Linked DNA regions of Homo sapiens: region 1 is linked to region 2. Evidence: chromatin loops called from intact Hi-C (ENCODE). Cell type or tissue: heart left ventricle. All regions are shown on one strand. Each heading gives the region's core, and the rest is flanking DNA. Links, peaks and the distances in the headings are about the cores only.

Evidence for each region. Hi-C counts contacts between places; a loop is a spot of excess contacts. Peaks named below come from ENCODE experiments on the same cell type or tissue, not always from the same donor. Only the 100,000 strongest peaks of a DNase experiment are listed, where the experiment ranks them.
Region 1: it touches region 2 in a loop (2.4-fold over the local background); 6 of 110 quality-filtered maps call a loop at or near these places.

What each region holds. Positions count from the first base shown.
Region 1 is chr12:94,159,587-94,164,973 of GRCh38, forward strand. All of the region lies in intron 1 of PLXNC1 (plexin C1), which reads left to right. Among named protein-coding and RNA genes, the nearest start is that of PLXNC1, 14 kb to the left of the region's middle. In heart left ventricle, for the core only: no CTCF peak of the experiment used is centred there; no DNase peak of the experiment used is centred there.
Region 2 is chr12:94,234,877-94,240,263 of GRCh38, forward strand. PLXNC1 (plexin C1) reads left to right here. Exons shown (of 31, transcript NM_005761.3): 10 at 2,788-2,927. LOC124902987 (a long non-coding RNA gene) reads right to left here and starts at 2,927. Exons shown (of 2, transcript XR_007063410.1): 1 at 2,208-2,927; 2 at 1-1,910. In heart left ventricle, for the core only: no CTCF peak of the experiment used is centred there; no DNase peak of the experiment used is centred there.

The DNA of each region.
Region 1 (5,387 bases), core at 247-5,246, 75 kb before region 2:
AGAGTATGAGGGGAGGAGGCTGGAGAAGGAAGCAGCAGGCCCAGCCTGCAGGCCTCCTTGGCAATGGGAAGGAGATTAGATTTTCTTCTCCGAGCACAGGAGAGCCTTTGAAGGGAAGTGAAATGATTGGATTTGAATTCCTAAATAACGGCTGCCCTGTGGGGAATGGATGAGAGATTGGCCACAGCGGAAGAAGGAAAACCTGCAGGAGGCTCTTGCAGTAGTCCAGACAAGAAATAATGTCACCTTGGCCACGAGCAGTGGTGACAAATATGGAGAGAAACAGATGGATTTTGTTTATTGCAATCATTCAACTGAGGGACGTTGAAGAGCTGAACTGAGGTTGCAGCAATGAGGATGGAGAGGAGGGGTGAAGTGAAATAGGTTTTTAAGACGTGGAGGACCAATTAGAGGATGAGTTTAATTTTTGTTGATTTTTAGATGCCTTGGGACATACAGGAAGACAGGAAGAGTTGCTAAGTAGGGAGTTGGCAATGAAGTTAGGAGTTGGGGATCCACTCTATAAACCTTAGAGTGTGCCAGGCCCTGTGTCAGGCCCCACACATCCCTGTTTGGGCTATATGTGCACTGAGGGGAGTAGCCAGGTCTGGCTCATCTTTCTTTCCCAGGCATCTATCAGGTTGGCTAACACATGGTGAGTGAGCCCTCAGTAAGTGTTTCTAGAACTGGAAAAAAGGTACTCTTCATCTGGTGGAGAAGATAGTGATTATAGCATGGTGAGATGAGTGCGTCCAAGAGGAGTTGACACTGGGGCTCTGTTTTGAGGAAAAGTAAAAGCTGGGCAGCAACAGGGAAGTGTATTTCCTTTTGACTCCCTTCCCAATTAGCCAGGATTCCTTGTCATCCCCTGTCTCCCCGCAACCTGACTGAGGAAGCGTGTTACCTAACACACCAGCTGTTCCTGATCATCGCCCCTTGGTCTTCTCCTGAGGCTCCTTTCTCTATCATTGACCCCTTTTAAAAATTGGATTCCGAGTGCAAAGCCTTGCTTCTCTGAGGCAATAGAGGGGGGAATAGCCTAGAGCAGCTGGTGGCTGTAGGTGTAACCTAGTGTCAGCCCCCGCACTTAGCAATATGTTTCTTCATAACCCTGCAGAGCTCTTGTGCTGTAGACCTCTAATGCAGCCTGTAGACCCCCTGACAGAATAATGTTTTTTAATGCATGAAATGAAAACATTGGATTGCAAAATAGATGTAATATATTAATATATCGATCTATCAAAATGTTTTTTCAATTAAAGGTATAGTAATGTATCTTAACACATTCAATAGCAAGATATAGAGGCAGTAACTACCATAATTTCAAAGTAGAGATGAGCATAAATGATACTTTGAGATATCTGCAACAACTATCAAATAATATGAAAATATCTGATTTCTTTTGGTGACAAAGTCACAGGTTCAGTAAATACTGCTGTGGCCTGAATCCATGATTAAAGGAAATGCTAAGTTCCAGTTAGAGCTCCCTGGAATAAAGATTTTTTTTTTTCATCCAGTTTCATGGATTCCCTGAATTCTGTTCATGAACTGTGGATATCAGTGGAGCCCCACTCTAACCATTCATTTCAGTTACCAAGTGTTTCAGAAACCAATGACATGAAATGCAAAGTTTAGCATTTTATTTCAAAACTCATTTGACTGGTTTATTTTGACAATAGGGAGTTTGTTCCCATCTGTATTTTACAGATCAAGTACTTGGTCAACAGCAAGTGCTCCATAAATAATAGGTGGATGAGTGGATGGGTGGGTGGATGAGTGGATGGGTGGGTAGAGAAAGCTCAGAAAGGATAAATGACTGTCTAAACACTTACAGCTCATAAGTAATAGAGTTTGAACTTGAAACCACATATTTTTTACTCTAAATCACTTGTTCTTTCTATTCTTCCATGCTACCATCAGCTACTTTTATTTGAAAGGACACAATGATAGGGCATGTTCTTAAAAATATGCATTTGAATCATGGGAAAGGACAATCCTATTATTATTTGCTTTGGTCAGAGCACACCTAAAGTACTGTGTTTACTTCTTAGAAGCACATTTTAAGTACACTGAATCTGTTGACTGTTCATGGACTGAGATGGCGAGAGACTTAGAAATTGTCTCTTACAAGCTATCAATGAGCTATGGATGTGAAATTCAGAGAAGGCCAGTTTACATGGTAATGGGAGGTCTGGGGTGGTTTTCTATTGCTCCCCAAGGCAGAACCAAGGCCCAGTATTTACAAGGGACGAATCTTGGCTCAATTAAAGAACTCAGTAATGATTAGGCCTACTTATCAATGTATCATAATTGCCTGATGAGATATTGACTGAAAGTATTCAAACATTGACCCATGTATTTATTTATCCCTTTGATAAGCATTTATTGACAACCTACTCCATGCCAGATGCTGAGGTGGATGCTGCATTCGAAGTGTAGAATACAATACTATTGGAGATAGTCAGTCTTATAAAGATGGAGTCTACTGGGAGACAGTAAGTTTTTAAAAACAATAGTTATAATAAGTATTTTGAAGGAAATAAATGGAGTGCTGTGATTCAGAATAAAAACTGAGGTAGGAACGGGAAGAGCTATGGTCATGTGTCCACGAGTAGGTGACATTCAACTTGAAACCTGACAGATTGAAAAGAGCCAGCCTACAAGGGAGTGAAGGGGGGTGGGGCTAGAAGAAGTAGCAAGTGCAAAGGCCCTGAGGCAGAAAGATGGTAATGTGTCCAGAGTCTGAAAGAAAGTGACTGGACTTGGGGAGCAGAAGCAGAGTGCAGGAGGAGAAGAATGGCAAGGAATGGGTGTGAAGACGTCATCAGGGATCAGCTCAGGGAGAGTCTGGGGAGGCATATGGATTCAATTCTCAGCATTGTGATGGGAAGCCATTGGAGAATTTTAGTCAAGGGAGTAACAGGACCTGTTTCATGTTTTAAAAGATCACTTTGGCTACTGGACAGAGAATAAATTGAAAGTTAAAAGGGAGACACCAAGAGACTCTTGCACTAGATCGGGAGGGGAATGAATGGGCACTTGGGCTGAATAGAGCCTGTAGAGATAGAGAAGGTGAATTTGAGATTATTGGGAAATTCGACTGAGATTTTTAATGTATTGGATGTGGGGAGTGACAGAAAGAGAAGAGTTGAGGGTGATTAGTGGTGCTGTTGACCATGATGGGTAGCAGGACCAGAGGGAAGAAAAGTCTAGATAACCATTTGTCAGCACCTCTGAAACCATGTCACAGATTTCAGTGGTTCTTAACAGGGGATAATGACATTTACTTAGGGGATGTTGAGAAATGTTGGGGAGAGACTTTCACAGTAGTCAACATAATAGAGGGCACTGCTTTGTGGACAGGAGTCAGGAATGCTAGAAGTCCCGCATCACACAGGACAGCTCCCATAATGAGGAGCCATCCCATGTAGAATGCCAGTTGTTTCCTCCTGGACAAGCACTGGTGGACTGAGTCTCTTTCAATTCTGAGAACCTAGGGCCAGGTGCGGTGGCTCACACCTGTAATGCCAGCACTTTGGGAAGCTAAGGTGGGCGGATCATGAGGTCAGGAGTTCAAGACCAGCCTAGCCAACATAGTGAAACCCCATCTCTACTAAAAATACAATAATTAGCCAGGCATGGTGGCAGGCACCTGTAGCTACTCCGGAGGCTGAGGCAGGAGAATCGCTTGAACCCGGGAGTCAGAGGTTGCCGTGAGCCGAGATCGTGCCACTACACTCCAGCCTGGGCGACACAGTGAGACTCTGTCTCAAAATAATAATAATAAAAAAAAGAATCTAGGAAAATGCAGTTTCACGCTATCTGCCATTCATATACTTTTGTAAATTATTTGAGTCAGGTCGTCTTTTTATAAGTAATTGACTGAAATTAGCCATAGGGAGGAGAAGGAGGTTGTGGGGGTGGGGAAGGGACATAAAGCGGGAAGAAGGAAGGATGAATCTTGGAGAGTGGGACTTTGCTGGTGGGTTGGCCTGGGTGGCTGGGAACACTGGGGCCCGTCGAGGGAGGGGAGAGGGTAGAAGGAGGTGAAATACAAGCTTCACCACCTTGCATGCTTCCCACGGCTGTGCTGCACACCAGTGATGTTTTCTGGTCTAGAGGCTGCCCAGCTGTGTCCCTAAGCACACTTTGAACCTCTCCTTTTGGTCATTTGAGTCCCCAGTGTAAATTCTTCCTTCAGACGATCAGAGAGCTGCCATAACTTAGTCAGATCCCGGTCAACACTGTATACACTAGAATGGAGAAAAGCAACCCGAGCCTTCCTAGCTAATAAAATCACTGTCCGACTTGGGCAAATAGTTGTCCTTTCCATCTCCTTAGCTGAATAAAAGTAATCTAATTATTTTCAAACACATGATTTCATCTGGACCTCACAACAACACTGAGAGGCAGGGCATGTGGTATTATTAGGTCCATTTTACAGATACAGTCACTGAGGTTCAGGAGACTTAACTTGCTGGAATCAAGCAGTCTATAAGGCACAGAGCAGGGGCCAGAACTTGGGTGCAGGGCTCCTTCAGGGGTTTCCTAATGGCAAGTGGGCCCCTTGGGAAGTAACAGAAAATGATGAAACTGCTTCAAAACAAAGGGATCCCAAAGGGAACAGAATATAAAATTAACTGCCCAAGAAAGGCATTTTGTCATGTACAAGAAATTGATAGGTACCCAGTTGGTATTTCCTCCCACCTGGTAAGGTAAAATCAACATACAGGAATCCTTTTAGCACCTTGGGGGTAAAACACTTGACTCTTGCTTGGTGCTCAACATTGGAGGCCCCAGTTTTGTGCCCATTCCCTCCCGATGATGCCGCAAAAGCTGGAGCATGGCTGTGAGCACCCTGCCTCGATGAGCCGGGCCATCTTTCACATGGTAGGGGCAGGGCCAAGCTGTGGCTCAGCTCTAGAGGGTGCCTTTCACACCCTGGAATGCATGACTGGCACCCCCTGCAGTTGTGCAGGGCACAATGGGAGAGTATTTATTGTCCATGAAAAATCATATGAAGCAGCTGCAAAGAAGTCTAATTGTTTTCCTCATGATATGCCCATGACTCCCTGCACACACACACACACACACACACACACACACACACACACACACACGTACACACACAAACACACACACACCTCAGGAGCTTTGGTCCCAGTTTGCTATATCAGGCCCAAAGCTCTTTCTCTCTTTCAGCCCAAACATCGCTTGAGCCAAGGTAGCTTTCTCCTCCAACTGAGAAAAGTTTCCCTCTTAGAGCCGGCAAACGTGTAGGCGTGACGTTATGCTTAGACACGGCAGGAAGGAGAAGCAGAGTGACAACTCTGAGGGAACCAAGAAAGCCCAAAGGGGAGACAAGGTTTAGAGCGAAATCAAGATCG
Region 2 (5,387 bases), core at 223-5,222:
TCTTTTGTCTGTACTGGATTTTTCAAAATCTTTATTGGTAAAAAGAAAGAATGTATTTCTAAGAATTGTTGCAACCATACAGGGCAGCCATGGAGCTGACTCTACATTTTGTTTTAAAAATGTTGTTTTATACCTGCACTATTTATTTAGGAGGGTCCTCTTGGTAGCTCTTTAACCCATTTATTAAGATTAGAAGAGGTTCCACCAGCAAACAAAAGACAACTAATCTGAGTCTGTTTAAAAGCAGACTGAAGCACCCACTTTCACAAGACAGGCCAGGGCTGGATTCCATCCTAGATGGCCAAGAGAACCCTCTCTAAACAATAGGGGTTTAAAATGTTTTTGAAGTAGCAAGGCGGTCTCCACTCAGGGAAATAAAAAGTTAATAAGATGATGTGGCAAGTCCTCTGATGGTGTTCGTAGAGCCATTTAAGGAGCAAAATATAACTTCCTTAAAAAATCTTTTTTACATTAGTTGTAAGGCTCTCTTTATCCTCTGCAGAGAATGGAGAAGAAGCATTTACTTGGCATGTTTGAAAATTTTGCTTGAGCAGACATCAACAGTATAAATATAAGAAGCAGGAAGGACTATCTAGAAAGAAAAGAAACCTGGGAATCATAGTTGACTTGGATGTAAACGTGAGTCTGCAATGAGGTTTACATAAAAAAAGAAAAAAAATTCTATCTTGCTCCCCTAAGAAGACAGTGGACTCCTCTAGAGCAGAGGTCGGCAAATGTTTTCTACAAAGAGCCAAGACAGTAAATATTTTAGGCTTTGCGGGCCGTATGGTCTCTGCTGCAGCTACTCCACTCGACTGCTGCAGTGCAACAGCAGCCAGAGACACTACCCAGACGAATATTTATGGGTGCTGAAATTTGAATTTCATGTGTTTTTATATGTCATGAAATATTATTCTTCTTTTGACATTTTGTCATGGCCCATACAAAAGCAGGTAGCGGGCAGGATCTGGCCCACAGACTATAGTTTGCCAACTCCTGATCTAGTGCACACATAGATCATGTGTCCCCCACAATATCTGGCCTAAGGACCCTGTAGGTGCTCAATAAACACTTGTTCTCTTAGCTGTCACCACGTAAGAGCGAAGAGTAAGCCTTTTGCTATATAACACACACTTGACATTTGCAAGAGATTTATCTTGAAGGCTTTGCTAATCCCCCCATTCCAAGTACCACTCTAGCAGATAATTTCCCCCATAAAATGCAGTCAAGTATAACAGAATAATTAAAGTGACCCTTTCAGGCCCTTAGTGATTCTATTAATACAGGGCTAACGTCCTTCACAAAGTGATTAAAATAAATTCTGCTACCAAAATCAATTCTGTGTCATGTTACATCATTGCTGTGATGACATTAACAATGAATTTACCTCAATCTGCAAAACCAGTCCAAAGCGCTGATGAGTGATGGGGACGACTGTGCCGTGTAGCACCTGTGTGTGCTGGGGAGCAGAATGAGAAAATGTCTGTTTGAGCAGGATGGGCAGCCCCTGTAGCCCAGCAATGCCACCCCAATGAGTGTTCCATGTACAAAGGAGCAGAGGATACTCAATTGCTTCAAGAAGCAGGTGTTAGGCAGGTGTTGGACATCACGGAGTTCTCCCAGTGGCTCAGGGGCTTCTTCCTGGACTCGGTCCTCCAAGTGGATGCACTCAGCATTTAGAATTTCACCAAACGTCATGTGATTAAGCATCTCTGGACTTTGGGGTCATTTTCAAATATCAAGACTGAGTATATTCTGCGATGGTAGAGGATATAGGGGAAAAAAGAGTGTGAGTATGATGTTCACTCTTGCTGAAGTTCTGCTGGACTTTATATTGGGTAGAATCTTAGAATCTTATGTCCTGTTTTGGTCACCGTATTATAGAAGAATACAGACTTGCTGAAAATGGTCTACAAAAGAACAGTGAAATTATCAGAATGATAGACAGTAGCATCTGTAACATAAAAGTGAAAGAACTCAGGATTGTTTTATCTTGAAAAGGGAAAATGATTCTTGCTATCAAATAAAGGGCTTTTTTTTTAAAGGGAGAATTTGATTAGATATCACAAATGGAGAAGTAAGGTGGCATTCACCTATATGGTATGAAGCTAGGTAGCAAGGGACTCCAAGGGACATGTTCTTGACCTTAGGCCTGATAAAGTCTATTGAAACTGGGTAGCAAGAAGGAGGTTGTGGTATCTACAAACCTTGGTTGGCCACAGTGGTTTAGACATCCAACTACTTGATAGTAGGTGACTGAACAGGTTGATTTCTTGAGGTTTTTCCCCCTGCAGTATCCTCCTGGATTCAAATAGCCTCACTGTAACAAAAATATGACTGCTTTCTTGGGAACTGAATTTATCTGGAATGACATTTATTTCAACTTAACGATGAGTCTGTCATTGGCCTACGGTCAATGGACTCTCTTTCTTTTCCTTGATTTTGCTTACATTGTGAGCCTCCAGAGGCTGTAAGGCAGTAAACATTTTCAAAACTCTAGTGATACCTCACTCTTCAGACAGAATATCAGACTTTTCAACTGTATTTTCAACTGTCTTGTGAGACAAAGACTAATTGGTTTGACCTCATGCTGTCACATGTTGAGAGACATGAATCTGCAGCCCTCTTCCTTGAATTCATTGATTTCATTAAACACTGTCTGCTTGTGTTCGCAAAATGTTGTAATTTCCCAGTGATTTCTTCGAACTGCAGCGTATAAACAGATTTTTTTGGAGCGATGCCATTTCTTAGCTTTGATCTCCTGTTTTAATCTTTTCTTTCCAATAGGTCTTCTACATTAAGTCCATTGAGCCACAGAAAGTATCGACATTAGGGAAAAGCAACGTGATAGTAACGGGAGCAAACTTTACCCGGGCATCGAACATCACAATGATCCTGAAAGGAACCAGTACCTGTGATAAGGATGTGTGAGTCGAAATACTAATAATTTATCCTCGGTAACGTAACGCTCAAACCTGTGCCAAAGGAATATCAGTGTGATTATAACCTTAATATAGTCAAATTATTGCCATGCCCCAAAGCAGGCCAATTAGTCAGAGTATTTGACATAATATAATTCCAACACGTAAAATAATTTTCACAACAGATCTGAAGTTCATTGTGAGAGAATCTGTTCTGTGTTATTCCCCAAAAATCTCAGTATATAGTCATTTCAGGATGTTGCCTGTTTGGGGTCTTGATTCATTTTCAGTAACAAAATCAAGTATATGGAGTAGCAAACATCATTCTTTAGGTGATGCACTTGGAAAAATAGTTGAGTACCTTGAAATTTGATGAGGAATTTTTTGGAGCAGCTCTTCCAGTGTGCCACCCAAAGTTGAAAAAACAAAACCTCTTGGATCCATTTTATGTGGACATTTTATTCTTTGTAGCCTTCTCTTTACTGGTTTGGTTTCAGCCTCCAAAAATTAAATTACTACTACATATAATGGTAGTAAAAAAGAACACCCCAACATAAATATCTGGTCAATGTATCTCTTGAACATTATTATTTCTGTCACTTCTTTCCCAAACTCATCACATCGGTGAAACTTGGAGAAAGACTTTTCAATTTCTACCGATGTCCTTGTGCAAATGGTTACTCCCCCTTCGAAAAAAAAAAAGTGATGTGATAACTGCAGTTATTAAATAACACAACAGATTATTTGAGTTTTCTGCTTGTTAACTCATATAAGTTTGGGCTAATTTGAAGTAAAAGATGTTACAGTCTACATAGAGTATAATACTAAGCTTATTTTCATCATGGAAATGCATTTAAGACAATCTGCTGAAGCGTGATGTTTTGATTTTTAACTACTAAAACAGATTTGTACAGCATTCTAATCTGCTATGCTTATTTACTGAATTTTCTTCTTTAATTCATTTTCTGCACATCACTGCCATGCCCTTCCCCTCATAGCAGTAAATTTGGAATATCTGTGATCTTGATGAGAAAAGCTGCTCATTGGTGGCTTGCCTGTGTTCTGCTATTTGCCAGAATTATCAAGCACACATTAGAGGCTGTATCTATGCAACATAGGTTTTTTTGTGCTGTTTATCCTGGCTAAATACCTTATTGCAAAAATCTTTCATTTTATGTAGCGAAATCTGTGAAGTTAGACACCTGTGTATTCACTGAAAGGCAATCAACTTCATGGAAAATAAGTAGTTTTTCGGAGCATTACCCTGTTTCTGACTCTTTATGTTCTCATTTTAATTCCGAATGTGTCTTGAGATACTGCAGTTATTAAATTAAATGACTAGGAGACCTTTCTGCATGTCGCATTTCAGTAACCACATCTGTGTGGTGAAGCCAAGTTCACAAGCAGTCAACATAATACTCAGTTAATCCTATACCTGAGCCCAGGCTGTAATCCCAAGCTCTTTTAATATGGTACTTTTAAAATGGGTAATTATTTTAAAGAGAAAAATACTAGTAGTGGAATGACCTACATTTTCACCTCTCTTCTTCTGAAATTTATAAACAAGTTTGAATTTTAATGTTCAACCACTTTATGATAAATTTCCTAGAGCTTTGCTCTGAATATAAACCTGAAAATGTGCGTCTGAGGTGGCGTAAGTACAAACTGACTCAGATGTTTTTGAATTTGCCTTATCCTAAAGGGTTAGTGATAGCATTAAAGTTAATCATCATGCACATGGCCTTTAAGTAGTAATAACAGATTCTCATGTAGCACGGTTATACTGAGCATTATTCAGACACAACCCAGGCTTAATGATTTGTGCTTTAGAGGATCATTGTAGACACACAGAGGAAGCTGCAGGTGACAGCGGGAATGTCGGAGAAAGCTTCGCTCTGACTCTGAAAGGGCGCCAAGCATCAGCTGTTGGACATCAGGAGCACCCTGGACAGCCCCAGCTAAGTCCCAGCCTGGATACTCCTTAGGGAGCATGTTGGCCCCAATGCTGATTGATTCTGAGATGCCTGGGCTCTTGGTTTAGGCCCCCTTTGAACAGCAGAATTTCCATCTCTGTCTGGTGCTGTGTTTTACCCTCTCAGTGCTTGACTAGGGCTTTTTTTCTTAAGCTTTTTATTATGGAAACTCAAACATAATACAAGAGAGATGAGTGTAATGAACCTCTCTGTAGCCATTCCCGGTTTCAAAGCCTATCAACATTTTGCCAATCTTGCTTCATCTATCTTATCTGGGATTTTTGGGGGGGCATGATAAGAACCAAACACCATATCCTTCACTGCTAAATACTTCAGTACCTCTCTAACAGATAAGCCATAGTGCCATTATGATACTCAACAGAATTATCCACAATTCTTAACATAATGTAACCCCCAGTTCATGTTCTGCTTTCTATTAGTACTTCTTCAGGGCAATGGTTACACCTCCTTCCTTTCCCACTTCTAAGGGCAA